Linked DNA regions of Homo sapiens: region 2 is linked to region 1. The links are chromatin loops, found by intact Hi-C in ENCODE. Cell type or tissue: HepG2. All regions are shown on one strand. Links, peaks and the distances in the headings refer to the core of each region. The heading gives the core; the rest is flanking DNA.

What was found. Hi-C counts contacts between places; a loop is a spot of excess contacts. Peaks named below come from ENCODE experiments on the same cell type or tissue, not always from the same donor. Only the 100,000 strongest peaks of a DNase experiment are listed, where the experiment ranks them.
Region 2: it touches region 1 in a loop (3-fold over the local background); 5 of 110 quality-filtered maps call a loop at or near these places.

Annotation. Positions count from the first base shown.
Region 1 is chr4:158,848,713-158,864,861 of GRCh38, forward strand. It overlaps FNIP2 (folliculin interacting protein 2), which reads left to right. Exons shown (of 17, transcript NM_020840.3): 8 at 2,609-2,738; 9 at 10,345-10,546; 10 at 10,866-10,954; 11 at 12,630-12,776; 12 at 12,895-13,064. Among named protein-coding and RNA genes, the nearest start is that of FNIP2, 88 kb to the left of the region's middle. In HepG2, for the core only: a CTCF peak has its summit at 8,344 (motif pointing right); no DNase peak of the experiment used is centred there.
Region 2 is chr4:159,308,553-159,324,701 of GRCh38, forward strand. It overlaps RAPGEF2 (Rap guanine nucleotide exchange factor 2), which reads left to right. Exons shown (of 30, transcript NM_001394067.2): 9 at 6,039-6,216; 10 at 13,795-13,931; 11 at 14,907-15,065. Among named protein-coding and RNA genes, the nearest start is that of MIR3688-1, 190 kb to the left of the region's middle. RefSeq lists an enhancer at 7,365-7,659. In HepG2, for the core only: a CTCF peak has its summit at 7,576 (motif pointing left); no DNase peak of the experiment used is centred there.

The DNA of each region.
Region 1 (16,149 bases), core at 4,008-12,007:
CAAAATTCAAGAGAACACAGAAGGAATTCAGAATCCTATCAGATATATTTAATGAAGAAATGGAAATAATTAAAAAGAATCAAGCAGAAATTCTGGAGTTGAAAAATGCAATTGTCATACTGAAGAATGCATCAAAATTTTATATGGCATGGGAGCCTTCAGAGATACCCAAAGACCCAAGGGAAAACTGTCCCTTTTTATGCTTAGATTTGATGAAGGAGTGGGTAGCCAGGTAGAATTGTAATTGGACAAAAGGGGGTTGATCTTATAGTCACAGACCAAAGGGGAAAACCCACCTAGCAAGGGCCCATCCTGATTCTTCTTGATCTCTCTGTGTGGCATTTCTTCCTGTCAGGTATAGGACTGGACCCCTTCTGGAATTAAGGGTCTTACGATCTACTTTCAGATAAAGTAGGCCTAAGAATTTCCTTATAGCCAGCTCTTACATAGAAAGGCAAGGGAATGTTAAAGTAATATTTCTAGGTTTCATGGCGGGCTTTGGGGGAAAAGGGGATCTAGTTTCTGTGACTTGCCTTAATGAAGAGGAATTTTAGTTTCTGTGGTTTGCCTTGCAGGGAGGAGGGGGAGCAGGAGAAAGAAGGTCAGGAGAAGATCTGAGACAGACTTGACTTCTGAGGCCTTCCAGTGTCCTTTGGTTCAAAGTGCTCAGGATGCCAGGGCACCATATTTTGGGGTATCATTTTCTGAGCCCTAATACTGTGACAGGAGAAAAGTATTTATCCAGCAAGTACCATCTGTCAACCTTGTTCTCTGCCTGCCAGAAGTTGATTTGCTCAGCATAAGGGAAGGAGAGAGGCAGGACCCTAGAGATGTGGGAGGGGGCTTCTGGATTCTGTAGGGGACTTTAGGAACTAGGGGGCAGGACAGAAACGTCTAATTAGGATGTTTTATTAAGTAATTTTGTGTGACTCCAAGGAAAAGCTCTCTTCTAACTCCTTTCAAAATTCTCAGAAAAATTACCTGTTCACTGATACTTGAAATGTGGATTTGGTTTTGGGGATTTAAGTCTGGTCTCAAGATGGCAACCAGGTCAGCTTACTGGGGCCAGCCACATGTAACAGTTTGGTTAAAAAAAAAAAAAAGTGCCATACGTTCAGGAAGCATTTGCTAATTGCCTACTGTGGTCAAGGCACCGTTATGGGTACAATGGATGCAAAGATGATTAAGACCTACCAAACAAATTTTCTGTGAATATCAGCTAGATAAAAGGAAAAGCATCTCAGAGACCTCTGCTTTGGAAAGAAACTTGAGTCATCATGTTCATTGATACTATTATAGACTTGTCCACCACTTACCCCAGTTGCCTACCACACCTGGCATTACTTATTAGTTGATAGCAAAGTAACTCCTGTAGTATTTAAGAGCTCAGGTCGGGAAGTCAGGTTATTTACATTTGCCTACAAAAGTATAAATGTAATAGTTCATGTGGAGACACTGCTTTATCAAGTGATATTCATGAGCATAGTATACTGTATTTACCAAAATCAATTTCCTTTGCCCTGTGATTTGTTTCAGAAAATGTTGACTGGCCATCTGTAGCACCCTATTTTATTTTCCACTGGACTGAGTGACATTTCAATGTCTAATTCCTTAGCCTTAGGGAAGTAAAAGCAGAACAAGTCTGTTTTCTTCCATTCTTTCAAACCAGTAGATGTTCATCAAGCAGCTTGACTTGAAAGAAACCCTTTGCCTACCTGAGAGGGACTAGTCCCTCCTCCCTGCCTGTTAGAAAAGTCTGGGATGGCACTGTCAGCTCATACTTCCTGAGACACAGGTGTAGGCATCTAATATGTAGCAGGAGGAAGCAGAGAAAGGTTCAGAGGCAAATAAGTAATCCAAGCAGAAAGCATATTGGAGAGTAGAGGTTTCTTTTTCACAGACAACAGAGTAGCAGTGGGGGCTGGAGGGAAGGAGGATAAGTATTGTATATATGGAGATGAAGTTTGGGAGACAGGATACTAGATGGGGAAAAAACTTATTTGCCTAATTTTACCTCAAAGTATAGAGTGAAGGATTACTAAGGAGGAAATATGTGTAAAGTAAGCATTATGTATGGCATTAGTTACCTGGTGGCAATATAGTTATGTTGTGTGGACCATTTTAGTAGAAATCTGCAATCTACAGTCTGAGCAATGATTATTTTGCATTTGTAATATGGGCCTGCTAATTTGTGCACTTGCTACATCTGTGACTCTTATTTCGTTTAATTTGTGTTCCTTTTTAAAGGATGTTTTCTTTGCTGTTCAGAAATCTTAGGAAGAGAGAAATTATAGTCTCCCCCTGCTGGATATGACTGGTAGAACCTGAAATTTTAGATTACTTGGCATAGATATTTTTTTTCCAATTTTTGGATTGTATTAAAATACATATAATATGAAATTTACCATCTCAACCATTTTATTAGGTTGGTGCAAAGGTAATTGCGGGTTTTGTCATTTTTTTAGTGGCGAAGTGTACAGTTTAGTGATATTAAATACATAATAAATGTAGAGTTCAGTGATATTAAATACATTCTTAATGTTGTGCATTATGTAGCTACATGAGGACTAATTGACCTCAACTTTCAAATTCCAAATTCTTCCTACAGCCTCACTAAGCAGTCTTTTGATCACACCTTTCCCATCTCCAAGCTCCTCTACATCTTCTTCCAGCAGTTACCAGCGCCGCTGGCTTCGAAGTCAGACAACAAGTTTGGAAAATGGCATCATCCCAAGAAGGTGAGTTGCAAGTTTCCTCTTGCTGAGAAAAGTAGGAGTGTAGGCAGCTTGATGAAACTGGCAGGGAGGCTGTTCGTGCCTATTGTCAGTGGAAAAAAAACCAAAACTTTTTTATTAGCTTCAGCTGAGCCTGAAAGTTTACAAATTGGAAGTTCTAAAGGGAAGAATAAATAAAAGCTGAAATTTTAAAATCTCCTCCTTTGGAAGACACTGGGGAGTATCTGGGTAGTTGTATCATGTTGAGCTAGATTGGGTGTTCATTTAAAATGGTGTGCTCTCTTTAAAATGAGTCCCTTCCAGATGTAGCTTGTATAAGTAATGAAGGGTGGATCAATCTCTTCCTTGGCTACAGTGATACCAGTGTGGTATTCAAAAATATATGAAGTCAAGGGTTTGTGATATATTCTCTTTGTAAAATGTAAATTCTTCAACTAAACAGATATGAACATGATTTTAAATAGAGATGGCATCTAGGTATTTTCTGTCTTTATTTCAGCTGGTTTTGTGTGCAAAATGTACATTTGATGTTACATTCATAGCTTCCAACTTGTTCTTCCTACAATCCAAATACTTGAAGTGGAATTTTTATATGTACCTATAAAAATTCACATGTCAATTAACTGATTTAGTAAATTGACTAGTACTCAACATACGTAGAGATCCGTGAAGGTATAAGACAGTTCAGCTATGTGCCTGTACTTGGATAGTTTACAAGATGGTACATGATAAATATCACAGGGAGACATAAAGTGCCATGAGACTCAGGATGGAGAAAATACAGTGATGGTCATGGGGGGAATTAGGGAGCCCTTCCTGGAAGAGATGACACTGCAGGGACAAGCTGAGAAACTGAGGGGTCAGGATGTGTGAGCAGCACATGTCAGGTGGCTTGCCTCGCTTCTGTTCCTTTCACAATCCTAGGGAGCTAGCTGGAAAGAAAAAATTATAGCTTTGTCACCCATCAAGAAGCTGCTTTTTGGTTGGTGGACTTTGAATGAGATGATTAAAAGCTTGGAATTTTGTGTGAACACAAGTCCTAGCTCTGTCACTCACTAGATGTCTGATAGAATAAGTTAACCTGGATTCTGAGTGTTGCATCGTCATCTGCAATATGATAATAATACTAGCACAGCTTCCGAGTGTGGCTGGGAGGGTTAAATGAGATAAATCAAGTCCGGTGTTTAGCCAAGACATAGGATATGGGCAATAAAATGTGGCCAATGTGAATTATTTACTATTATTATTGCTGTCATTGTCATTACCATTACTGCAACTGTCAGGAGACGGCATCGCCACCATCCTCACTGTCATTATGACAGCTTCTGTGATTGGAAGAGATAGGTCTTGGAAACCATCCTCTTTCAACATTTCTTTTCTGAAAATGTTTTTTTATCCCTTCAGGTTTAAATCCAAAGTTGAAATAATACACCTAAAATAAGTATCTTACATTCAGAAAGGTTGTGAATATGGTCAAGGCTGGCTACCTAGTTTATGGGCCAGTGCAAAATAAAAATGTGGTCCTCTTACCCAAAAAACAAGAAAAGAGTTATTAAAGGGACTAAAAAGAAAAAAAGTTTTTCTTTAAGAATACTTTATATGTAAGATATAATAGAGATGATAGTGATAGATGAATAATAATATAAACTAATAAATTCCAAACATAATATTTTTGATGTCATAATTTTATATTATAATATCATTATGTGATATCTTGTGTTGTAAGCCTTTTCTGCAAATACATTTGTTTAGTCATCAAAGTTTATAGTTTTAGCAACTTGGCTTTCAGTGGATATAATTGAAAGTGATAGTCACTCCTGGCAAATGCAAGGTGGCAAATAATTTTTGATAATTTTTTACTTGGAGAAGGATCTTTCTGCTGATGCAGTCTTACATAGCTTTATGGACTATGACAACATCTGGATAAATTTTTTTTATTATTATTATACTTTAAGTTCTAAGGTACATGTGCACAACGTGCAGGTTTGTTACATATGTATACATGTGCCATGTTGGTGTGCTGCACCCATTAACTTGTCATTTACATTAGGTATATCTCCTAATGCTATCCCTCCCCCATCCCCCTACCCCACGACAGGCGCCGGTGTGTGATGTTCCCCACCCTGTGTCCAAGTGGGGACATTGTTCAGTGCCCACCTATGAGTGAGAACATGCGGTGTTTGGTTTTCTGTCCTTGCGATAGTTTGCTCAGAATGATGGTTATGGATAAATTTTTGATAAACTTTCAAGATGTAAATTTTAGTACATCTGGATCAGATGATTCTTGTTAAACAGTTTTTTAAAAGATTTAATTCTTCACACAAATCCATTTTGAGTAAGTCTGAATTTAATTTTAGATGTAAATTTATACAAGCTTATTTTAATATTTCTTCTGACATTTCCTGTAACTTGTGGAGATCTTACAAGAAACTAAAAATGTTCTCATGAGTTATATATAATTCAAAAAGCCTGTTTATGCATTCTATCACTGTGTCCTCAATTACAAGGAAAAATTAATTTTAAAATGGCCTTCCTCTTTAATAATTTGTTCATCTGAAGCTTCATATGAAAACAGTGTATTTTTTTGTCCAGTATAACAATCTTTACATTCAATTTCTATTTCTATGCCTATGAATATTTACTTTGCAGTGTTGCAGCAGTTTTCAAAAACAGAGACTAAACTCTCTGCAGAATTATAATAACTCCCTGATATTCTTTATTGCAATGTCCCCATGTAGGCTTTTACTTTGTGATAATTTACTGTCCTGGTGCTCAGGTCATAGAGTTAAATATCTGTGCAGACTCTATAGGGACAGGCTCCGGTGACTGATGGGCAAACTGGCCTCCCACCCTGGTTCCTGGAGCTACCAGAGTCCCTCCTCTCTCCTCTCCCCTATCACCCACAACCATGGCTACTGCAGCTTCTGTTGTCACCACAGTCACAGCCATTAGTGTGGGTCCAAGACCTGGCAGTGCCGCTTTAGAGTCTTCTAACACCGTGTCCTGCCCCAGGCTTATGGGTATGTGCCTGACTGCCGGGCCAGTTGCTCGGTGTCTGGGCTGCAAGCCCTGGGTTCTGAGTTCATCCGTGCCCTCCCCATCATAAGGGTCATGGCTCCTGTAACAAATACAGGTTAACAAGAGAGAAACATAACAATTTTATTTAGTCAAAGTTTCACATGACATGGAGCCTTCAGACATGAAGATTGAGGGACCCAAGGAAAACTGTATTTTTATGCTTAAGTTCAACACAGAATGGACTGCCATGTAGAAATGTGATTGGACAAAGAAATATGATCTAATGGTAATAGACTTAAGCAGGAAAACCCAGCAGGACCTGTCTTGTCGGAATTCTTTTTGACCTCTCTGTATGGCATTCCTTCCTCCCAGGTAGAGGGTAAGACCCCTCCGAAATGGGAGGGTCTTATGATCTATTTTCAGGCAAGGTAGGTCAGAGAAATTATTTGTGACCAGCACTTACAAAGGTGGGAGAAAGTTAGAATAGTATTTCTATAATAGGTTTTACAGTTAGCTTTGGGGAAAAAAGAGGCTCATGTTTTTTTGATTTACCTTGGGGAACAGGAATCTTAGTTTCTATGCCTTTGGGGAGAAAGAGGAGTAGGAGAAGGAAGGGCAGAATAAGGTCAGAAAAGCAAGGTCTTGCTTTTGAGCCCCTGTCCTTCAGTTCAAAGTACTCAGCATACCAAAGTGTCATACTTTGGGGTATCCTTTTCTGAGCTTCATTGTCTCATTAGACTTCATCCGAACACATGCTTCATTGTCCCATTAAACTTCACTTACAGCACAAAAGTCCAAAGATAAAATTATTTAAAATTCAAAATGGTAATCACAGAACATTAAATGAAGCCTGGGGCCCTTGTGAGAGGGGGGACGCTGTGCGTGTGGGGTCGCATGCCCATGCAGCCAGCCCTTAATAGAGTACTGCTGAACACCGAGAACATGAGTGTGGCAGACGTTTTGAATTGATTACTGTGCCCGTGAAGATCCCTTTTTTTTTGAGACGGGAATCTCACTCTGTCACCAGGCTGGAGTGCAATGGTGCAATCTCAGCTCACTGCAACCTCTGCTTCCCGGGTTCAAGCGGTTCCCCTGCCTCAGCCTCCTGAGTACCTGGGATTACAGGCGTGTGCCACCATGCCCAGCTAATTTTTGTATTTTTAGTAGAGACGGAGTTTCACCATGTTGGCCAGGATGGTCTCGATCTCTTGACCTCGTGATCCTCCCACCTCGGCCTCCCAAAGTGCTGGGATTACAGGCGTGAGCCACTGCACCCGGCCTAAGATCCCTTCATTTAAAGGATTTGTAGTTGATCTCTCCCTTTTGGCAGATATGTGGTTGGGAAAATTAGTTTTTTATGCTAGAGACAGGAGAATAGTGGGTACCAAACACTATGATTGCTTCTGGCTTTGACAGAAAATTCATGGTAATTAAAAATGTCCTTCCTAAGAGAGTTAAAGGTAGCAGGGATGATAGTCACAGTTTCTGTTTTTTGTTAGAATCGGGCAACACTTTATTCTATAAAATAGAATGAATGTTTTCAGTATTCACAATTCTTAACAGTTGGCTCCACGCTGACCTCAGAGCCCCCTGCTGTGCCAAGTGGTAGGCTTTGATTACTGGATGGGGAATGGGGCTTGGGCATCTAACAGCTAACCTCAAGGATTCCATCACTTACCGAGGCAATTGAAACCCTAAAGAGCAAGGTGTAATGTCCCAGGAAGCCTTTTGATTTGACTTATTAAATTGGACCAACTTTATAAAGTTGCTGATGGGATGTTCTTTGACCTACAAAACATTAATTTCATATAGTCCAATGTAATACATAGGTTCAGTATAAGTTCAAAACTGACATAAATAACAATTAGACTAAGGAGTCCTGATACCAGTGATAGATTATTGAGATGTACTTAAATAGCCATTTTTGCTTTAATTATTTATGATCTTGAAGTACTTACAATGTATATAAATGATTATCGATAAGTGTTAACAAAATTCTATTTGATTTCTTTATTAGGAAAAAAATTGTATGTAGCTGCAGCCTTTCCTTGACTCTCAGGGCTGTCGGTTGATCAGACTGCTTCCAGCTCCTTTCCTCAGTGCTCTGCGTGGCATGATGCATTGACTAGCATGAGCACCAGCAGACAGATTAGGCATGGGGTCAGAATCCCTGGTCATTGCCAGTATCCAAGTCATGAGCCTAGACTAGAAGATAGGAATCCTGGGTTCTAACTCCAGCATTGTTACTAAGAACCTTTCTGTTCCTGAGGAAAGTTGAGGTAGAACTCTGCCTCAGTTTCCACATTTGCAGTACAGCCTGTGTACCTTCTCTGGTGACATGGAGATAAAGTACTGATGAAGTACTGGGACACACACTTAAATTTTTGAAAACATTCTTAAACATCATTTTTTGTAGAATAATTTCTAAATTATAAGTAAGATACTACGTGACCTGATTTATTCCACGTTGCATGGTTGATGCAAGACTACAGAATGAAACTCAGTTGATTTAGAATTCAGTGGAGGGTTATGGTGAAGCAAGTAAGTTCTCCACTCTATTATAGCTATGGAAGTTTTTCAGAAATTTCAGCAGGTGGCACTCTCTCCTACATTAAAACTGATGAGAGCATTGGCTATTGTTTATAGGGTGGAGATGTTGATGAGAAACTGTATTGGGTTCAGTGTTTATTATAATTTGATTATTAAAGGTCAAGCTGGCCTAAAGATGAGTGGACTGATACAGTCATTTTACTTTTGAAAAAGAAGGGAAATGTAAGATGACAGACAAAGTGGAAAGGATTGCAAGCAAGCCTTATTGTAATATAAACTCAGAAGAATTTCCTATACAGAACAGAAATCAACTACTGTAGTGCAAGAAAACAAGGCTTTAGTGCCAGTACCTTGGTAAAGAAGAGAGAACATTGTATGAAATTGTGTGAAGTTCTAAGGAAACCTCAAGAATTTTCTCTGATGATTAGAATCCGGGAATTTCCCAGGGAAAGCAATTGATGGTTTATTGTAATGTGTAGCATTTATAACAGCACCATGTGCCATCAGTAACATCTGGAGTGAAAACCTTTTACTGATTTACCAACCATACCTACATCTCCAGGATCTTGCTTGAAGTTAAGGGAAATAGTAACACATAATGAGGTTAGAATAAGATGTCTATCTCCTTTCCTTTAAAAATAAAATAGCCAGGTGCAGTGGCTCACGGCTGTAATCCCAGCACTTTGGGACACTGAGGTGGAAGGATCACTTGAGCCCAGGAGTTCAAGACCAGCTTGGACAATGTAGGGAGACTCCATCTCTACCAAAAAAAAAAAAAAAAATGTATCCGGGCATGGTGGCATGTGCCTGTAGTCCCAGCTACTTGGGAGGCTTAGGTGGGAGGATCGCTTGAGCCTGGGAAATTGAGGCTGCAGTGAGCCATGATCACACCACTGCACCCCAGCGTGGGTGACAGAGTGAGACCCTGTCCCCCCAAAATTAATTAATTAATTTAATAGCTTTCCTGACCATAACACTTTTGGCATATGTATGTTTAATAATAAAATCTAGGTTTATTTGAAATCATACAAGCTATGAGTAGAGCCCTAAGTAAATAAGTTGAAGACCAGGGGGCAGAAGGCTAATTCTCATATTCTGCCCAGCATGAGTAATTGTTATGTTGTAATTTATAGTAAAGAAAATGGAGGAAGCAGTTCCTTTCTATATTTGGCAGAGATAGGAGACTAGATGATGGAGTTAGAAAGAGAAAATGTATCGCCAGTCTAGGGCTCTCATTTGCAATGTTAGGTCCTTTGTGTTGGTGTTTTTGTAGGAAAAAACTATTTTATTTGTACTCTTGCTGTTAGTAGCTATTTGGTAGCTACACTGGCTTTTCACAGTAGTTAAGTAAGAGACATGGTTAGGCCATTTTTGTGAGGCTTACCCCACAAGACAAATTAAATATATATTTAGAAGTTTTGGGCTTCGTGGCTGTCATCATAGAAGCCGAGTCTCTCAAAAGAATCAGGTTTTTTGAAAATTTTACTGTAGCAGAAGAGAGGTAAGTGTTTCTGCTTGGAGGATTTTCAGAGAGCTTAATCATATGGCTTAATCTGAGCATTTAGAAGAGTTACTTGATCTAGTAGTTTTAATAGCCCTGGGAAAGTAATCCTGGAAGTACCAGTACATGTTCAAATGTTTACTCTTGTTCAATAGAATACCACGTAGTATCATTCCTCTTTTGATGTCTTATCTATTGGTATCTGACTATGTTTTGGATAAACAGATATTTCACATTCCTTCCTAAATATCATCAATTTGACATAAAACGATTCAAAGGAAAAGGACAAGAGTAACAACGGGAAATTTAAATTACTTGTAGCTTTCATTTGAGCTTCTTTCCATGTTAGGATAATACCGTGTGGCAGGCAAGCTGATGTTCTCATCTTCATGCCAGGGAATTATAGAAAAGAATGAACTAAAGGCAGAGATACTCTTAGTTATGACTGAATGTTCTGGGTGTCATCCCCAGTCATTACAGTTGACCTTCAGTGTGACTCACTGATGCATGGCAACTTTTCAAACTTATATTTCCCTCCAGGTCAACTGATGAGACATTCAGCTTGGCTGAAGAAACCTGTAGCTCTAATCCAGCTATGGTTAGGAGGAAGAAAATTGCCATAAGCATCATCTTTTCCCTATGTGAGAAAGAAGAAGCACAAAGGAATTTCCAGGACTTCTTCTTTTCTCATTTTCCCCTGTTTGAATCTCACATGAACAGGCTGAAGAGTGCAATTGAAAAGGTAATAAGGATGTAATCCAAAGTCAAATAGAGAAGTGATTGTGGGGCTTTGAAGATGGCAGAATTTCTTTGCCGATGTATCAGATGTCTTTCCTAAGGAAGTTAAATCACCTGTAGCAGTGATAAATTTTAGGCATGTTGATGTTAGTTACCAGATACTGGGTTACCTTAGGGAAGGAAATGACTGCTTTTTCGTGACTGAAGGCATTATTACCTTGAGTGTTGTTAATTGATTACATAATTTTTTTTATTAATACAGCCCAGTAGATAAGTTATAAAATTTCTTCTCAGTAATTTGACTTGCTTTCTCTTCAATAAAGGCTATGATCTCCTGTAGGAAAATAGCAGAATCAAGTCTCCGAGTCCAGTTTTATGTCAGCCGTTTGATGGAAGCTCTGGGAGAATTCAGGTAAAGTGGCAAAGTTTGGCAAATCCAACAGGAGATGTTTATGAGCAGCCATGGATAAAGATAAACTGTGACTTGGAAGAATTGGGGGCCTGGCAGTTATTCCTCACTTTTGTGGTTCCGCCCTTCAAGATGGAAACAGAACAAATGAAGCAAAAAATTTAAATAATTTACCGCTGAGTAATCCTCACTATTGCTCAACCGACAGTCCCTGATAGGATTGTTTTTAACAGGATGAATGGGGAAAACTAATGTTCAGGTATCTCTCACCAGTCTATTCATTATCTTATGTCAGCCTCACAAAAGCCCTAAGCACTACTAACCCCATTTTACAGATGTGGAAACTTGAGTTCAGGGATGCTTATTCAAAGCACAGATGGAGAGGTTATGCATGTCGGGAAGACATACATTCCAGTTTGCCAGGACAGTCCTAGTTTACACCAAGTGTCCTCTGGAAACTGGTGTCTAGAGTCCTTGCTCCTAGTATCTGTGTGGAAAGGTAAATTGTGTTGGGTAGCAGGTGGGATCCTCTCTGATCATGCTGAGTTGGGATTGTTGCACCATTTAGAGCCACTTTCTTGATAGGGAATGGAATCCCACTCCAAAGCAGTCATGAGCGAATGAGTCAAACTGTTATTCCATAGAGGAAGGATAAAAAAAAAATTTATAATCCTTTGAATGTTAGAACACTTTTATGATGCTTAAAGTATATGCTGATGAACTCAGTAATGCTACCTGGAGCAAAATCGCAAGCCTTTTTTTTACTGTGGATTATGTGTTAAAGTACTCAAGTAACATGTTACTTATTATCTGGTGATTGCTAAGACTTAAGTCATATATTTGAGAATGACATAAAGTTGTGCTCTTTGATGGCAGTCTGATGATTAGTAAACCTTCCATAGTTTTTGGGAAAGCACTGGAGATTTGCCTGTTGCTCTGCTGTGGTCAGACTGGACGCTCACTGGCTTGCGCTTGAGAATCTGGGTCCCACTTTTTTTTTTTTTTTTTTTTTTAGACTGAGTCTCGCTCTGTCACCAGGATGGAGTGCAGTGGTGCGATCTCGGCTCGCTGCAACCTTCACCTCCTGGGTTCAAGCGATTCTCCTGCCTCAGCCTCCCGAGTAGCTGGGTTTACAGGCGCGCGCCACCATGCCCAGCTAATTTTTGTATTTTTAGTAGAGACGGGGTTTCACCATATTGGCCAGAATGTTCTCTATCTCTTGACCTTGTAATCCACCACCTTGGCCTCCCAAAGTGCTGGGATTACAGGTATGAGCCACCACGCCCGGCTGAGAATCTGGGTCCTACTTTAATGAGGTGTCTATTTTTCAAAGGTCAAGAAGCTGAAAGTGAGGCTTTCTAGTTCTGTACTTTCAGTTTCTGTAGAGTCTCTGTAGTAGCAACTGAACTTAGCCGTTGTCCCACAGAAGCAGCCATAGACAATAAATAAGTAAATAAATGAGCACGGCTGTGACCCAGTAAAACTTTTTATTTACAAAAAAAGGTGGCAGTCAGATTTGGCCCGTGGGCCATAGTGTGCAACCCCTGTTATGTGTGGAGCTTGAATCTTTTAAGGACTACATAGATTCAAGTTGTTTTCTCCTTTATTCTTTTACACCAAGATTATCCAAAATAGTATTTCTGACACTTTTGTGTTTCCCTCTCTTTCTGTTCTATAGAGGAACTATCTGGAACTTATATTCTGTTCCAAGGATAGCTGAACCTGTATGGCTTACTATGATGTCCGGCACTTTGGAAAAAAACCAGCTCTGCCAGCGCTTTCTCAAGGAGTTTACACTTCTGATAGAACAGATAAATAAAAACCAGTAAGCTTCAACTCTCTGGAGACTTGTATGCAAATCTCATGGCCAATGTGTGTACTGCATAGGATGTGCCTCTTTCTGTATTGACTAAGTTGGTTGTATCTTTTTCCATTTCTCCAAGGTTTTTTGCTGCCTTACTGACTGCGGTGTTAACCTACCACCTGGCCTGGGTCCCAACTGTCATGCCTGTGGATCACCCTCCCATCAAAGCCTTCTCAGAGAAACGTACCTCCCAGTCAGTGAACATGCTGGCCAAAACACATCCGTATAATCCTCTTTGGGCACAGCTGGGTTAGTACCTAATTTGACTATTCAGAGAATATATGGGATGGAATAGGAAAAAAATGCTAGAATTTGTAGTTTATACCGGCTCTCTCACCCAGTAATTCATAGGTTGTCTTTGGGCAGATGAGGAATAGGAAGTTGGTCCCTGGATTCTAATTGTAGACCCACGACCTTCCTCTCTTTTTTCCCCTACTGGCAGCTTTGTGCTACACTCTTAAAGCAGTATAAGCCAACTGTGTTCTCCCATTCCACAGTGGCTGTTCACCCTAGAGCAGGATTTCTTAACCTCAGCACTGTTGACCAGGTAATTCTTTGTTGGTTGAGTTGTTGTGGGGTGTGGGAAGAGCTCTCTTACGCATTAATGGATATTGAGTGGCATCCTTGGCCTCCATTTACTAGATGCCAGTAGAACTGCCCCTCCCACCTCCCGCCCCAAGTTGTAACAATCAAAAATATCCACAGAAAAGCACCTCATCCTGGAAAGCAGCATGCTATAATAACAATAATGAAAGCTGACACTGTGAGCCAAGCCCTGGTTTTACACATAGTCATTAGATTCTCATCCCTACCCTTATTACTCTCAGCCTCATTTTGTAACAATACAGATGTTGTCTTGTCCTTGTGCTCTTGGTCGTGAGATGTATAAATGAATACAAGCTCCCTCATGGTTAGGGGGTAAAAGGCGTGTTCTAAATCAATTAAAGAATTTGTGGATATTTAAATGGAATTAAGGAAGGGGAGATATGGAGAGAGGCTAGTTAACAAATATAAAATTACAACTGGATAGGAGGAATAAAGTCTAGTGTTCTTTAGCACTGGATTACGATAGTTAAGAATAGCTTATTTTCAGAGAAAGCTAGAAGAGAGGTTTCAAATGTTCCCAACACAAAGAAATGATAAAAGTTTGGGGTGATGGATATGCTAATTGCCCTGATTTGATCATTACTCAGAACATGCCTAACTCATTCTTGGTCATACGGGAAGTTTTTCCTGGGGAAGACAGAACATGGTTGTTTTGTTATGGAATAATAATAGTCTTGAAAAAAACTTAGTCTCATTAAGTGGAGAAGGAAAGGGGGCTGGATATTAAGGAAACATTGTATTCCATGCTGCTGGATCACCCATTTTAAAACAATGCTAATTAAGTAGTGTGCATTTAGTTAGATAAATGTATTCATAATTAGGTGTGCTTCTTATTTGAAACATAACTGAGAGCCATTAATTCCCTATGTTCAGCATAATAACGAAGAGTTTTTTCCTGTGGGTTCACAATCCTCATCTTTCAGGGGAGATCATGTATTGTTGAAAGTCTTCAGTCCTCCCTTCCCCCAAACAATCCATCAGGGGTCTGGCTATTGACAAGAGGAGTGTGAGGAGGGGACGAGGACGAGGCCCTGGTCGGCGAAGGCCTGTGATAGCTTTGTAAAGCCAAGTGTAAGTGATGGCCGAGTTTCCATTATTACAAAGAAGTCGGGGGCCTTCAATAATTTGACAGGTAGAAGCACTTGCTTTGCATTTTATTGTTTTCATTCAGTATTTAGCAAGTCACAGTAAACATGAAAATAGAAACTGCTGGGAATACACAATGATGGAGATAAAATTTCAATCCAGGTTCCTAAGTATAGAGAAGACTATCTGGAATCATTCCAAAGACTCCTCTGAGAGCTTTCCAGGACAGGTGCCACTGTGCGTTCCCCCTCCATGGCTGCTCAGCACTACCAGGGAAGAGGGAGGGAAGCCGGATGCCACTTTCACGGGTTTGCTGCTCAGGAGCTCGGTGATCCTTGCTTCTGCCCAGCCACTTCCCTGTGTACAATGTGATCGCCACCCATTAGTGGGCTGCAGAAGCAATTTAGTGGGTTTAATTAAAAAGCATTTAATTGGTATAATAGAATAGAAAATATCAGTGATTTACATGTATATTTTGTAAAATGTCTGTTCCAAAAGATGCATTGAGGTTGCAGTATAAAATGTATTTCTTTCTTGGCATAGGTATACAAAGTTTAAATGCCACTGTCTACACCACTGACTGAAGTAGTTCCATATAGGTCTCTTTTTGACCTAATGATCTTAAGGGTTTGTAGAAATGAAAAGGAGCTTTTCTACCCAAAAGAGATTTGGACCACTGATTTAATATAAGTTAAAATGTGTGAAATTTTTTTCTCAGAAGTTTACATTGTATTTTTCAAAACACAGTGGAATTAGACTACAAATCAATTTTTTTTTAGTTCTCACTTTCTCAGAAATCAAACCATGTATTTTTGTTGTTGTTGTTGTTTTTGAGACAGAGTCTCGCTCTGTCACCCAGGCTGGAGTTCAGTGGTACAATCAAGGTTCACCACAGCCCCAACCACCCAGGCTCAAGTGATCCTTCCACCTCAGCCTCCCTGGTGGCTGGGACTACAGATGTGCGTCACCATGCCCAGCTAATTTTTGTAAAGGCAGAGTTTTGCCATGTTTTGCAGGCTGGTCGCTGGTCTTGAACTGGGCTCAAGCGATCCAACTGCCTCTGCCTCCCAAAATGCTGGGATTACAGGTGTCAGCCACCATACCCAGCTGACAACCACATTTAAATAACCCACAAGCCAAACAAATTGCACAAAAGAAATTAGAAAACATTTGAAATAATGATAATAAAGATGCAATAAGTTAAACTGTGTAGGGTATAAGGAGACACTGTTGAAAGGGGAATTCTACAACATAGACGTTATTAGAATGTGATCAGGAATAAGTGTGCCTTTAAGATACTAAACTCTCTTCTCGTCTCCTTATTTTTGTTCTCTCTCAGCTTCTCCTGGTTTATTTTTGTTTCTGTCTATATAGTCCCCTACCTCTCTAACCCCCTTTCTTTCACCATGCTTCCTTTACAGGGCTTCTAAATTCTCTCAGCTTCTCCACCTCATTCTTTCCTCTCCTCTTTCTAGTTTCCAACTTTTCACTATTGTTCCCCTCAACAGTTCTTTCCTTTCTTCTCCCTCTTCCTCCCTCTTTGTTTTCTTTTTCTCTACATGTTTTACCCTCCTGGCTGTTATCTCCTCTCCTTCTCCATCCTCTTTTGGCTTCACCCCAGTTCTCTATCATTTTGCACCTC
Region 2 (16,149 bases), core at 3,712-11,711, 460 kb after region 1:
AGCCTATTTGATCTTCATACAGTTCTGATTTCAGAGGTCTCCTGTCACATTGAAGTGAGAATAAATGCTCACAAGATGGACACAGAGAGATTGAATTTAGATGCTGTACACCAGGGAGATATGGATAGAATAATGTTGCTGAGATGGTGGGAAGAGAGGAATTCATGAGTGAATTCTTAGTCATTCTTAATTACTAACCTTAAGAGAAGAAACATTCTTCTGTTTTAACAGGAACACATCCTGGGGAGTTTGGGAGTTGTGGGAGTTCCTGTCTTAGACTTCTGTTTTCTCTCGGAAGAGTTGAGTTCATTTGTTGAGAGTGAGAGGGTTGGCAGGTAGAGAGTTTTAAGGAGAGAGAAGTTTTGAAATAATAGTTGCAGAGAGTAGGAGAACAAATTGACCAGAGAAATGGAGATTCAATTGAGTTAGTGCCCTCAAATATAAAGTGATTTCCCTCTGCTCTGTTAAGTAGCTTTCTCCACAGTAAGCACAAAGAAAGCAAGGATTTGACTTCACCCAGGACTGAAGTTTGTTAAGTGAGTGTAATACAAAGACAGGTCGAGCAACAAGGCAAGCGTTTTCTAACTGCAGATCATAGCTTTTGTATGCCTTCTGCCTGGAATGTTTTCTCCTAGCTTGATCCTTTTCAGCCTTTGTTTTCAAGTGTCATCTCCTCAGAGTTGTTCCTTTATAATCCTCTGTAAAGGAAGTCCTCCATTTTGATTCCTTTCCTGCCTAATCTTTTTATTTCCTTCCTAGACGCCAATTGAACCAATTATTAATTTTTATGTTATCTCTCTGCCTAGAAGAATGACACCTTCAAGAAGGCAGGGAACTTGTCTCTCTTGTCTCTATTTTTTCCCCTAGAGCCTAGCACAGTGCCAGGAAATTTTAGGCATTCAGTAAAGATGTGTTGAATGAATGTAATTGAAATAATAGACTAGGGAATATAAGCTGGATATGAAAGGAAGACAGGTGTGAACACTAGACACAGAAGGTAGTAGAGTCTTGAGTGAAGATCCTTCTTAAGTTGAAAAAGGGTTACCTTAGAAGCAGATGGGGGCAGGTTGAAAGAATAGAAGGTTGTTGGTGATTGAAAGCTTTAATGCCTAAGTTAGTAATACGAGACAATGCCATTTCCAGCCATGATAAGGTCCTGGTTAAATGGTATGGCCATCAGGATCAGAGCGAGTGGCTTAGGCAAACCGGAAATAGTTGTACAAAATAGATAGATCAATAGAACAGAGAGTTCAAGCAAAATTGAACTCATGTGTAAGGATGTAATATGTAATAGAGGAAACTTCACAAATCAATAAAGAAAGTGATGGATCATTCAATAAATGGTCTTTGGGGTTGGGGAATCATTTTGTATTCTTATTTTGTATCATAATTAAAATAAATTCCTGATAAACTAAAGAGTTAGCAAACAATGTTTTAATAAAGGATCAAAACATTTTGTAATTAGAACATCAATTGATAAGAAGATTTAAAGTCAGAATATAACTGATTTACACAAATAAGAAAAATACTCAGCTCACAATGTTAAAATGTTCAAAGGACAGTAGTTGGTAACTTACAGAAACGAAAATGCAAATGTCTACACCTTAAGTATTTGAAACATAATAGTAATTGAGCATATAAGGACTTAAATATGAAATTATTCTGCCTATCAAATTAGCACAGATTTTCTTACTTAAAATAAGCATTTATAGACATTTTTATATACTCCTCGTAGGATTGTAATTTTGGGGAAGCAACCTAACGATTTACATTAAGAGCTTTAAAAAATTGTTCTTCTCTTTTAGGCATATATATGCTTTTAATAAGCAAAACTTTTTTGGCAAGTGATTTTAAAGTGCTTACTGATAAAACATGCAGTATTTGATTTTTATTTTAGTTAAATTAATACTTCAGTAGAGCTTTATGGCATAAAAATTTTTTTGTTTGTGAATTTTCTTGATTTTTTTTAAAAAATGTAAAATAAATTGGTTTTAAGAACTGTGTTCACAATAGCAGAATGTATTTAGTCCCTTTTGATTTAAATAGTGGAGCTTTCAGCATTGATCTGAGAATATTGTTTTTAAAAGAATATCACTATTTAAATATTAATGGACAACAAAATCTATGTTAGTCAGTACCTGTATAAGATAAATTAATTTAAGACAGGAGTTATTTGGCTAACATAACTATGTAAACCTTTCTCCTTGTTCCTGAAACAAATATATCCAGATAAGCTTTTAAATATAAAGCGTCTGTTTTAGTGTCTTTATTTAGAAAAAAAGGGTTTAAAGACATGCGTGAGTCTTAGTAGTGTTGTTATTTGGAGGAAGCTAGAAAACAATAAGTGTTATGTTCATAGGCAAATATGTATTTAAACTTTTTATCTTTTATGACTTAGCAAAGTGGAAAACATTTTATTACTGTATTATATTTCAATTTTTTTTTATAAGACTATTGAGAATGTCGAGCAAAGTGCAGAGTACTTAGTATTTCTTGGTTGGTCACACCTGATTTTGAGTCCTAGCACAGTTACTGTGTTTTGTTTTGCTTACATTGAACAACTTATTTAATGTCCTTGACATTTTCTCCTCTGTAAACTAGGGTTAGTAATACTAACTTGCTGAATTGATATGAAGATTATTATGTTTTAAAACATCAACTTTAGTGCTAGACACATATGATAGTCATTCAATATAGGATCACTATTTTTATAATTGGTGTATGAACCAGTTGACCAGAATGTATTTGTGCAGTTAGTCTAAGATACTATTTTACAAATATATAAGGAGAGTGTGGTGTTTAACAGAATTTTGTGGGGTTTTTTGGTCAAATTCCACAAATATAAATTGCGTGCAGCGTTCATTGCTGCTATGGGGAGAGGTAGAAGGTGTACAAGTTCTAAGATGAAGAAAGTATCCCCTTGAGGAAGGGACTTTTGATCTAGCTTGAGACTGGCTTGCTTTCTCCCTTATTTGATCCAAAAGCAGTCCTATGAATAGTAAGAAGTTGTATCTACAGTTTACATCGATGATAAGATGGGCTTGTGGAGGTTAAGTGACTTTGCTAAAATCACATCATGAATAGTAGAGGTGAGATTTGGAGCCACAAAACTGAGTTTGTTCACACAGTAAATACTACATTCTAGGTACTCTTCTTAAGTTTAGTACTCCTCCTGGAGACCAGTTTGTGTTCCTTAAACTTTTAACTCCACTTAATCTCTAAACATCTTGTCCACAAGGCAGTGGTATTATGAAATTAGTAGGTCCCTGAAAAGTTGTTTATCACGTTCTTTTAAAGAGTATGATTTAGAGAATCTGTAGTATTTTAAGGTAAAATGGTTATTTATTCTAAATAATAATCTCTAAATTTTTGGTTTAGTAAATGTTATTTTATGAATAGTTTGTTTCTTAAAGCATGGAATGCACATAGAGATAGCAAGCAACTGTGATCTTTTAAATAAAGTGGAAGGTTCAGTTTGGGAGAGATAAATCCAGTTGACAGTTGAAAGTCTTTATGTTCTGCTTAAGCCTTAAATATAAATAATTTAAACGATAATTATTTCTTTGGGATGGTATAAAATATATTCCATCTTTTTGCATACATTAGATGTTTTAAAATTAAAGAAAAACCATTAGCTATATAAATTATTGAAAATATTTTTAAAATTTCTGTCTTTGGTAGTGTCCTTTCTTCACTCTATGCTAATATTAAAGAATGTTTATATAGAGAACTGATAATATTTTTGAAAATATAAGGTGATGAGTAATAAATAGTCTTCAATGTGAAGATGAAACTGAGGTAAAAATGTGATCATAGCAAGCATTAGCAAATTGTATTTCTAGACTTCAGGGTCAGGTGCTGATAACAATGTTGACCTATTTTCTCTAACCACAACCTTGGCATACTATATCACATCAAGTTCTACTTCAGTTTCCTTCTTAAATCTAGCAATGATTCAGTTAATTTTGAGTTTAAATTATGAGATGTGTTTCTGAGTGTGTCACAGTTCTGTCTGTATGGGCTGCAGTGGCTTATTACTCTCCTGCCTGCAGTATCTCTGCTTATAATGACCAGGCCATTGAACTTTCATAAACATTAGGTTTTCTGTCTTCAATTATTTTCCCCTTAAGTTTCTTTTTTAAATAATATATGCATTTTAGTTCAGGAAATTGTACCTAAAGAGCAGAAAATGTGATAAAACTCATTGTTAACACATGCTTGTATTATTTCAAAATGTAGGATTAAATCTTATGTTCTGTGATATGAACCGGGACTTTACAAAGCTGAAACTTTGTTTATAAGAAAATAGCACAGGCTGGGCGTGGTGGCTCATGCCTGTAATCACAGCACTTTGGTAGGCTGAGGTGGGCAGATCACTTGAGGCCAGGAGTTCAAGACTGGCCAAGCCAACATGATGAAATCCCGTCTCTACTAAGAGTACAAAAATTAGCTGGGTGTGGTGGTGCACACCTGTAGTCCCAGCTACTCGGGAGGCTGAGGCATGAGAATCGCATGAACCTGGGAGGCAGAGGTTGCAGTGAGCCGAGATCGTGCCATTGCACTCCAGCCTGGGCAACAGAGCAAGACTCTGTCTCAAAAAAAACAAAAAGAAAGAAAGAAAAAGAAAATAGCACAATTTATTCTGTAAATATTAAATTATAGGAAAAGGATAGATCCTTATATAAGCCACATTCATATTCAGTGAATGTTTAAAAAGAGACAGATTAGATTGCGATTAAGACTCTGAAGCCAGAATTCCTGGGTTGTAGTCTTGATTCCACAGTTTATCAGCAGCATGACCTTGGAAAAATTATTTCTCTTCACCTAAGTGTTAAGAGAATAATAAAAGTTAATAATGGCTTTTACTTTATAGGGTTGTTTTAAGGATTAGATGAGTTAATAAATACATAGCAATTAGAGCAGTACCTGACACATTGTAAGTATTTAGTGTTACCTTATTATTATTATCAAAGTCAGTATTTTATATTTTTATCTTTCTTTTAAAAAATATTTTTTTCTTAAAAAAGGTATTTATTATCTTTGAGAATCGTATGGGCTATGATTTGAAGTTGAACTTTGTAATATACGTTTTCTACAAAATTAATAATTGTATAAGATGTTTTCAAGATTTTAATATTTCATTTGGAAAAACACTTCTGTTCAAGATTGATGTAGTTAATATTTAATTGAATTCATTTTTACTATGCTTAAGTGATAATTGAAGTCTAGGTATATAATGTCAAATAAGATCTGTATGATATATACATACATATTGCTGAGATGATAGTCACAAAAGGCTACATGGTGACCTAGAAAGGATAACTGTTCTAGGATTGAGCTAGTTCAACAAAAGAGGCCATCTTGAAATGTGTGACTCCAGTGACTTAGAAAATTTGCAGGTATCTTGATAACTTGAAGTTTAGTGATGTGATTACCTGTGTTGATGAATGGGAAGAAAGAGTATGTTGCCTTTACGCGTATGGTCTCCTATAGTGTTTCTCGATTTATAGTTTAACAGTGGTCATTGGGATAATCCAACTAATTGTTAATGTTTCGTTTGCATATTTATCAAGTTACCTTTGATTTGTGGCTCATTTTTCCATAAGGACTGTCTAATTGGGGTAAAATGGTCCAGGCTTCTTGGCATTAATAAATTCACACCTATTCTGCAAAAGGAATTGCTCAGAATTGTCACCCTTAAGCTGTTAGCCTAAGCCATTCTCTTTGAAGAATGGAGTGAAAACAAATACTTTTTCTTCTTTATTCTACTATGTTTCAAATGCCATATGACAGCTAGGATAAGAAATCAAAATTACTGAGATAAAGTCGTTATTCCTGACCAAAAATTTAATAGGAGGTGGAATCACTCATATTTTGTTAAAGTAATTGTTACATGTAGTTTCTGGTGCATACATAGTTGTTGGATGGAAAAATAAATATAACAAGCATTATTTTGAATGAGGCTTGCTCTTGTTTCTTTGGGCCCCAAAGATTTATTTACTTAAAATAGTTTTTAATTTTTGTGTGTGTGTCTTAAGGCCACAGAAAGCGAGGCTGGTGATATGGACCTGAGTGGGTTGCCAGAAACAGCAGTGGATTCCGAAGACGACGACGATGAAGAAGACATTGAGAGAGCATCAGATCCTCTGATGAGCAGGGACATTGTGAGAGACTGCCTAGAGAAGGACCCAATTGACCGGACAGATGATGACATTGGTAAGCTTGAACAGGAAAATGAATCTACGAGCAATTAAAAAGATTTAGTGGCAAAATTGTCTGATGAAATAGAGCCCAAGACTAGTAGGCTTTAAAAACTCATTAATTTATTAATTTCCTTTGTATAAACAGTAGTATTTGTTGGACAAAAATTGGAAAAAATCAGGTTTACTCAGTCTTACCTTCAGGAGTCTACAAATAATAATGTGAATGAAACTTCTTAGTAAACCCTTTCCACATAAACCCTTTCTTAAGCTTAGTTTATGACAAAAAAAAAAAAAGTTAAAATGAGCCTTTCAAGCAGTATTACTTCTATTAATTTTCTCGTGAGCACTGTTTTTATTAAGCTCATGTTTTCTGTATGTAAACATAAAGGCAGTTGGTAAAATTGTCACAGTGATTTGCTTCTACTCTGGTTTTGTGTGAAGACGCAAGTGGGTGGAAGGAGACAGCAAAATGTCAGGTTAGTGGCATATAGGCTGTGTGATGGTTGAGACTTTTTTTCTGTCTTTCTTTTGCTGTTTTTGTCCTTTTTTTTTTTTAATTTTTATTTTATGTTCAGGAGTACAAGTGCAGGTCTGTTACATAGGAAAACCTGTGTCATGGGGGTTTGTTGTATAGATTATTTCATCACCCAGGTTTTAAGCCTAGTACCCTGTAGGGACCAGCCCCACAGGGTCGGTGGGTCTCTCCCCATGTGCAGAGACGAGAGAGTGTAGAAATAAAGACACAAGACAAAGAGATAAAAGAAAAGGCATTTAGGCCCGGGGACCACTACCACCAAGTTGCGGAAACCGGTAGTGGCCCCGAATGCCAGGCTGCACTGGTATTTATTGGATACAAAACAAAGGGGCAGGATAAGGAGTGTGAGTCATCTCCAATGATAGGTAAGGCCACTTGGGTCACGTGTCCACTGGACAGGGGGCCCTTCCCTGCCTAGCAGCCGAGGCAGAGAGAGAGAGGAGACAAAGAGAAAGACAGCTAATGCCATTATTTCTGCATATCAGAGACTTTTAGTACTTTCACTAATTTACTGCTGCGATCTAGAAGGCAGAGCCAGGTGTACAGGATGGAACATGAAGACGGACTAGGAGCGTGACCACTGAAGCACAGGATCACAGGGAGATGGTTAGGCCTCCGGATAACTGCGGGCGAGCCTGACTAATGTCAGGCCCTCCACAAGAGGTGGAGGAGCAGAGTCTTCTCTAAACTCCCCCTGGGGAAGGGAGACTCCCTTTCCCGGTCTGCTAAGTAGCCGGTGTTTTTCCATGACACTGAGGCTACCGCTAGACCATGGTCCGCCTGGCAACGGGCATCTTCCCAGATGCTGACGTTACTGCTAGACCAAGGAGCCCTCTGGTGGCCCTGTCTGGGCGTAACAGAAGGCTCGCACTCTTGTCTTCTGGTCACTCCTCACTATGTCCCCTCAGCTCCTATCTCTGTATGGCCTGGTTTTTCCTAGGTTATGATTATAGAACGAGGATTATTATAATATTGGAATAAAGAGTAAGTACTACTAACTAATGATTAATGATTTTATATATAATCATGTCTATAACCTAGATCTAGTATAACTATTCTTGTTTTATATTTTATTATACTGGAACAGCTCATGTCCTCGGTCTCTTGCCTCGGCACCTGGGTGGCTTGCTGCCCACAGTACCCATTGGTAATTTTTCCTGAACTTCCACCTCCTCCCACCCTCTAACCTTCCGAAAGGCCCCAGTGTGTGTTGTTCCCCTCTGTGTGTTCATGTGTTCTCATCATTTAGCTCCCACTTACAGGTAAAAACATGTAGTATTTGGTTTTCTGTTCCTCTGTTAGTTTGCTAAGGATAATGGCCTCCAACTCCATCCATGTCCCTGCAAAGGACATGATCTTGTTCTTTTTATGGCTGTATTGTATTCCATGGTGTATATTTACCACATTTTCTTTATCCATTCTATCATTGATGGGAATTTAGGTTGATTCCATGTCTTTGCTGTTATGAATTGTGCTGCAATGACTTTAAGTGTACCCAGAGGTTAAAAATTTAAGTAGCTTTATATCCACCTTTCCATCATAGCAAGAGTTGGTTGTGTAGTAATTGTTTTGGATTTGAGTATGCCTCCCAGACTCTGCCTTGTTTCTTCGAACACTGGAAATGAGAGCAACTTCCGTTGAGAGTCATCCTTCCACGAGATTTCCAGGGTCCATAGCCACCCTTGCCTGAGCCTTGCTTGTCTGTTGTACCACTCCCCCAACTCTTGGGCCAATACATATTTGAAGGGCAATTAAATGAACTGAATCTGTTGGAATTGATAAAGGATGGTGTGGAGTGGCTTGTTACATGAGTTTGAGTGACACAAACATGTATGAGGAAAAACTTTCACCATTTCAGCTATATACATATTCTAGGAAATTAAAGGCAAAAAAAAACCAAAACCTTAGATTAGACATTCAACATTTAATTGAAGTAATTTATGGGAATTGCTAACTCTTTATAGATGAATATTGTATGGTAATTATTATTTATTCATTCAGCTAATGTGGGTGAGCACCTTCTATGTACCAAGCAGTTTTCTAAGTCCTGGCAACTCACTCAGTGCTGAACAAGGGCAAAAGTCCTTGTTCTGTTGCAGTCTATTAGGGGAGACGCGTGATCAGCAAGTGAACAAATAAACCTATTGCAGGCAGTGAGTGCAGTGAAGAAGAGTAAAGTAGAGGCTGGGCTGATGGAAGCAGGGGAGTGGCCTGAGTGGAATGGTTCTGTTTCACCCCCTGAAGACTTAGGTTTGTACTTTTCCTGTTTCTGATATCGCGTGTTGATCTGATTTACAATTTCTAAAAACGGGTTTCACTCTCCAATTCCCTGTTCACTTTCTTGGGTCCAATACCACATGTTCAGCTGATTTCCAGTGTCCAAAATTGCATTTCACGTTCTCATTCTTTGCCCTTGCCAATTTCTTTCTTTTTAATCCCCTGTAGTTTTAAAGAAGTAAATTGGAAGTGTGTTCAGTTTACCATTTCAATTCAGAATCTTTACTCATAGGTGCTTTAAAAAAAAAAATTGGTGAAACGTTGCCTATGAATAGATTGATTTGGAAGTTACCATTTTGTAATCTAATATATCTTTTTTGAATCTGTTCATTTTAAAATAGTTGTGAAGAAAATGCTGATTATTAAAATACATGTCTGTCATTCTTGGAAATTTAAGACTTTCAGTTGATAGCTGAGAAACCCTCTTTCCCAGAATCTCTAGAAAGCAGCAGCCATAATGATTCCTACAAATAAATAAAAAGCCATCTTTAAAAAAAAAAAAGTGCTTGTCAATATAATTGCTACAGGGAGTAGCATTTATTTGAATACCAGTTTACTTGCAAGCAATGACAATTATCATGTTTGCAGCTATCAAAGATACATTTATTTAAAGCAATAAATCACTAACATTAAACAAGTCCTAAAGGGTGTTGTTTGTTCTATGTAAGACCTTGAAAGATTTTGTATTCTATTTCCCTGAAAATAAAATATGTGTGAGAACTGTTTAGCTCTTGTTAAATGCAACTCATCCTCCAGGATTTAGTTAAAATAGACAACCTTTATATAAAATACAAACATCTGTATGATTGATGTTTTCTCTAGATGCCTCTTTTCCTACCCAACGTCCTCTTCCCCTGCAAAAAAGGGACAGATTATGTCCACGTGCATGCATGTGAGTGTGTGCATGAGTGTTTAAGGTGAATCAAATGAAATTGCTAATATTTGAACATATTTTTGCGAGCTGCAGGAAGAAAAAAATTCCCTTTGGGTTCTGATAGATTTCTTGGGTATAGTTTTGTTTCAGTACTTTGAAGGAAGGGACTTTATCATATTAATTTTTACCCTGGAACTCATAACTTTGTAGGTACTCCATTATTGAATAGTTTTAAAAAATTTTTTTTGTTTTGAGAGTTTGACACAGTAAAGTAGAAGACTACTTTGATCTCTTTTAACAAGCCCCGGGTTTTTAAAAAAAATTAATAAAACATTTCTTATATAAAATTGTATCAAGCAAACCAGGATAAGCTAATTTTCTGAATTGGCTTCGGCTTCTGGTATCTATAAGTTAATTATTTGGGTTTTTTTATAATGGTACATTGTAAATAAAATGTTTTTAAAGCTTAATATTTTTCCATAAACGTTAGATAGGTCATAATAGTGTATCATTCTAATAGGTAAGTGTATAATTCTATAGATTGTTCTAAGAAATACAAAAGAAAATTGTCCTGTTTCTCCCATCCGTGGCTTCTTTTCCTTTGTCCTGAGGATTTTCCTAGTATCCATCCCAGGCTCTGAATTCTTGGCTATCCTAAGCCCTTTTAAGTCTGTATGATACCTATGGCATTGTCAGAGTTTTGAGCCCCCTGTAGCAGGAGTCTCCACCCCTGGGCCACAGACTGGTACTGGTCCCTGACCTGTTAGGAACTAGGCCGCACAGCAGGAGGCGAGTGAAAGGTGAGGGAGCATTACCACCTGAGCTCCACCTCCTGTCAAATCAGTGGCAGCATTAGTTTCATAAGAGTGCAAACCCTACTGTGAACTGCATATGCAAGGGTTCTAAGTTGTGCACTCCCTATGAGACTGTAATGCTTGATGATCTGAGGCAGAACAGTTTCATCCCAAAACTATCCCCCCGCACCCACCAAGAGTGGAAAAATTGTCTTTCACGAAACCTGCCCCTGGTGCCAAAAAGGTTGGAGACTGCTGCCATATATATATATGATTGGTTATAAAATAGTTCTTTATTTTTAAAAATTGCTCCAATCATCTAGTATAATATAGCATAGAAATTATCTAAAAACCAGTGATACCATTATTGAATCCTTGAAATCTTAAAATGAAATCTTAGATGCCATCTGGTTTAGCATTTATGTATTTCTGGTTTTTCAGCTGAGCCTGGATAATTATGTACATCTACTATTTGATCTTTCTGTCTCCTTTATTCTTACAATATATGATATGCAGGTATCTTCTATCCTGTGGTTTTTTTTTTAATGCTAGCCGCTACTTATATATCACAAATTAAACTCATGACCCACTAATAGATTAAGAGTCTGCCAAAAAGCACGCAATATGTCTACACGAAGCACTTTAAAATTATTACAACAAATACTTGTGAAGGTACTTTGTATTTTCTTCCCACTTTTTATTCTCTGATCATGTATGTGGTAATTATTTGACTTCTATTATTGTCTAAACAGATACTAAATTCAAAACATTTCTGACAATTTCTGGCCCACATTTTTCTTAAACCCATGAATCTTTGCTTGTCCAAAGAAATTTAGCAACTACAAGGGGTGGAAAAAAGTAAAATGCATGGTCTATAGGTAATAGTATCATAGTTTATGGTGAGGCGTGAGGGATGATGGCTAAAGAAAACAGAGGCTGGAAGCTGCAGAATTAACTGGGATGTGCTTCAGAGGACCATGACTTGTTCATTTGCCTTTATAATGCAAATCAAAAGGTCAATGCATTGGTAAAACAATGATTCCTGCCTCCCATATATGATAGATATGGGTCATCTCTTGCAATGGTGTTCAGAATTGCTTTACTGCTTCTCCAGGAATAAATACATTTTATGGTACAGCACAGACACTCCTACTCATTCCAGAAATAAAAGTTTCATGAAACAGAACGTATTCTTTCTATAACTGATGTGCTTTGATAGTTTAACTTATTTTTTAAAAAATACTGGTAGCAAAAGTAAAGTGATTTCCTGACACATAAATCTGAGTCAGTTTGTGCAACACTGTCCTATTGGACAGAATCTTTGGGTACACCTATCATTATCATTTTCCTTATTGCCAGAGCCCCCCTGTGTAATGAAAAGTCTTATATAGGAGGGATGACATAGAGTCCAATCAGAACATGCCATTGCCCAACTGGGCCAGAGAAAACCACTCCGTCTGTCCTTCCAGAAATGTTGTATCTGGGAAAATATATTCACAGAATATATTTTTCTGTTGTGCTTTGTTTTAGCAGTTAATAAACTATATCCAAGAACATAAAATTTGTCACTAAATCTTAACAGATAAAAGGAATGTATATAGGGAATGTTTGATTATGTACAAGAAACATCTAGTATGATTTTTATTTAGCCAAAAGTTTGAATGATGTCATGACTATTATAATAATGACAATAATAGCAGTTCTCATTTATTGAGTATTTACTCTGTGCCACGGACTTTTATCATCTTTATTGCATTTTATTCTCACAGCTATCCAGTAAAGCAGATATTGTATTTTTCTTTTTAAGTGAGAAAACTATGACTTAGGGAAGTTAATCACCTTGCCCAAAGTAATACAGCTAGTAAGCATTTAAACATCTGATGTACATACACCCTGTGCTCTTTACCACTCCCTTTAAAGTCCAGCATGATCTTTGGAAGCAGATGGTCTTGAATCATGTCACTGCCACTTTTTTTTTTTTTTTTTTAAGAGACAGAGTCTCACTCTTTCACCCATTATGGAGTACATTGTCACAATCACAGTTCATTATAACCTCAAACTCTTGGGCTCAAGCAATCCTCCCACCTCAGCCTCCTGAGTAGCTAGGACTATAGGTACGCACCACCACAGATGGCTAATTTTTAAAATATTTTGTAGAGATAGGGTCTTGCCACATTGCTCAGGCTGATCTTAAACTCCTGGCCTCAAGCAATCCTCCTGCCTCAGCCTTCCAAAATGTTAGGATTACAGGCACGAGCCACTGCGCCTGGTCTTGCCATCTCTTAATTATATGATGCTGATGCTGAGCCTTGGTTTCCTCCCTATGAAATGAAAAAGAAAACGCACTTCACAGAGCCATGGTGAGGAGTAAGGAAAGAACTTAGTGTGTAATTAGTAAAGCTACTGAATGATAAGAAAACACAGGACTTTTAAAAATAGAAAACCCAGTACTTGAAGAGACTGTGACATCAACAGCTAGAACCCTACCAAAGTGTAAGCTGTTTCTCCAAAGCATTCCCATAGGAAAGAAGAGTGAACAAACTTCCTTTTTTGCCAACTTGTGGGCTAAAAAATGGTGTTATCAGTTTTCATTTTCATTTATCATATCATGTCGTTAATTTTTTAATTGATCTTTTTTATGGATTTGATACATGGAAAATATTCCTTAGAATGTTTGAATTAAATATAGTTATTTCTGCTGACTATTTTAGGCATTCACCTGCCCAAAAGGCACAGGAATGAACCAACTGACTTGTTGGAGAATTCTCAGAGCTACCTTTCATTTCCACTCTCATAATAATAAGCCTTATATCTCATTTACAATAGAAATTTCCCATTTGAAGTTTAGTAATGTCTTTAGTGGTATTAGAACTGGAGTTACAATAAAAACTGTTGCCTCTAATTCAACAAGTAAGAGTCATCATTTCCACAGTGACAGAATTCTTTGTGTACCTGCAAGAAATTCAGCTGGTGCTAAAGATACTTGATATGTATTTTTCAATAAGCAAAATTGTAGGGCATTTAAAAAGAAAGGACCCTAAAACATTCTTTTTGAATACTTGTTTTTAATAAAAGTAGTAGTTTTTACAAAGTATGTCTTTTGCTTTTCAGAACAACTCTTGGAATTTATGCACCAGTTGCCTGCTTTTGCCAATATGACAATGTCAGTGAGGCGAGAACTCTGTGCTGTGATGGTGTTCGCAGTGGTGGAAAGAGCAGGGACCATAGTGTTAAATGATGGTGAAGAGGTGAGTAACTATTCCTACCACTTAAAAAGTTTCTTCTTAAAGATATCTCAATACAGCAATTGAACAAAACCCCAATTCTTACTTTTTCCTTTTTAATACCCAACAACAGTAAGTTTGAATAATTCAAGAATTATGGTACACCTGTTATGTCACTGTATTAGTCCATTTTCACACTGCTGATAAAGAAATACCTGAGACTGGGAAGAAAAAGAGGTTTAATTGGACTTACAGTTCCACGTGGCTGGGGAGGCCTCAGAATCATGGCAGGCGGTGAAAGGCACTTCTTACATGGCAGTGGCAAGAGGAAAAATGAGGAAGATACAAAAGCAGAGACCCCTGATAAAACCATCAGATCTTGTGAGACTTATTCACTACCAAGAGAACAGTATAGGGGAAACCACCCTCATGATTCAAATTATCTGCCACCAGATCCTTCCCACAACACATGGGAATTATGGGAGTATAACTCGAGATTTGGGTGGGGACACAGAGCCACACCATATGAGTCACTATATTCCAAATCCATTATATTTCCCATTATTTACAGAATTTCATATGAAAATAGAAAGTTTTTGATATATTAACTTTTCAGTTTTTGCATCTTAAATATTCATAAATTTAATGCATTTTGTCAGACAAAATGATATTCTCATTGAGGCAATGATGATCATTTTGTCTACATGAGCTTTGGGGGGACAGAGAAATTTTTTTCCTTGTGTCATTTTAGAGAAGAATATCCAAAGTCAAATTAAAAGGGCATTATGATATACATTCTGTGCTAGGCATATGGAAATATGTAGATATGTGGCTGTGTTTTATTCCTTATTCTGTGAACTTGTTAAACAGTAAACTTGAGTTACTTGTTTTATCTCCAAAATGGAAGATCTGCTAATTCATTTTTAGGGACCATACTGGCACTTACAGCTGTATGATCATGATGTTACTTTCTGCTTTGTCTTTATTTTTTTGGATTAGCTGGACTCCTGGTCAGTGATTCTCAATGGATCTGTGGAAGTGACTTATCCAGATGGAAAAGCAGAAATACTGTGCATGGGAAATAGTTTTGGTGTCTCTCCTACCATGGACAAAGAATACATGAAAGGAGTGATGAGAACAAAGGTGGATGACTGCCAGGTATAAAATATATCATTAAAAATATATATTTTATTCTTAATAAAGAACACTTATATGCCATTGTGATGAGATTTTTCTCCCTATATAAATATCTTACAAATAATTTTTTTTTTTTTTTTGAGACAGAGTATTGTTCTGTCAGCCAGGCTGGAGTGCAGCGGCACAAGCTCGGCTCACTGCAACATCTGCCTCCTGAGTTCTAGTGATTCCCCTGCCTCAGCCTCCCAAGTAGCTGGGATTACAGGCAATCGCCACCACACCCACCTAATTTTTGGGTTTTTTGGAGGGCTTTTTTTTTTTTGAGACAGAGTCTCTGTCTCCCAGGCTGGAGTGCAGTGGCGCGATCTCAGCTAACTGCAACCTCCACCTCCTGGGTTCAAGCGATTCTCCTGCCTCAGCCTCCCGAGCAGCTGGGACTACAGGCGTGCACCACCATGCCCACCTAATTTTTGTATTTGTAGTAGAGATGGGGTTTCACCATATTGGCCATGCTGGTCTCAAACTCCTGACCTCGTGATCCACCTGCCTCAGCCTCCCAAAGTGCTGGGATTACAGGTGTGAGCCACTGCGCCTGGCCTTTTTGTATTTTTAGTAGAGACGGGGTCTTGCCGTGTTGGCCAGGCTGGTCTCAAACTCCTGACCTCAAGTGATCCCCCCACCTCAGCCTCCCAAAGTGCTGGGATTACAGGCGTGAGCCACCATGCCTGGCACCAATAGGATTTTAATGTGGAACTATTACTTTTAGTCTTATAACACCCCAGAAAAGTAAAAATTAATTTCCATTTTACTTGAACTGCACGTAACTATGTGTTCGACTAAAAAAAAGTGTTATGTAAGGATGGTATTTTTAAATTGCCAACAGTAATTAATAATCTCATCAAAATATGGAAGTAAAATGCACATTATGAAGTAAATACATTAATAAAAGTGATATGAAATAGTTATGCAGTGTTTTTATTTAAATACATATAAGAAATTGATTTTAGAAGAGTCATGGAAATTAATCATAGTGTGAATCAGTAGAATGACTTGCTAGTTAAATAATAGCTAATAAAAAGAAAATACTTGATATCAAAAGAGAAAT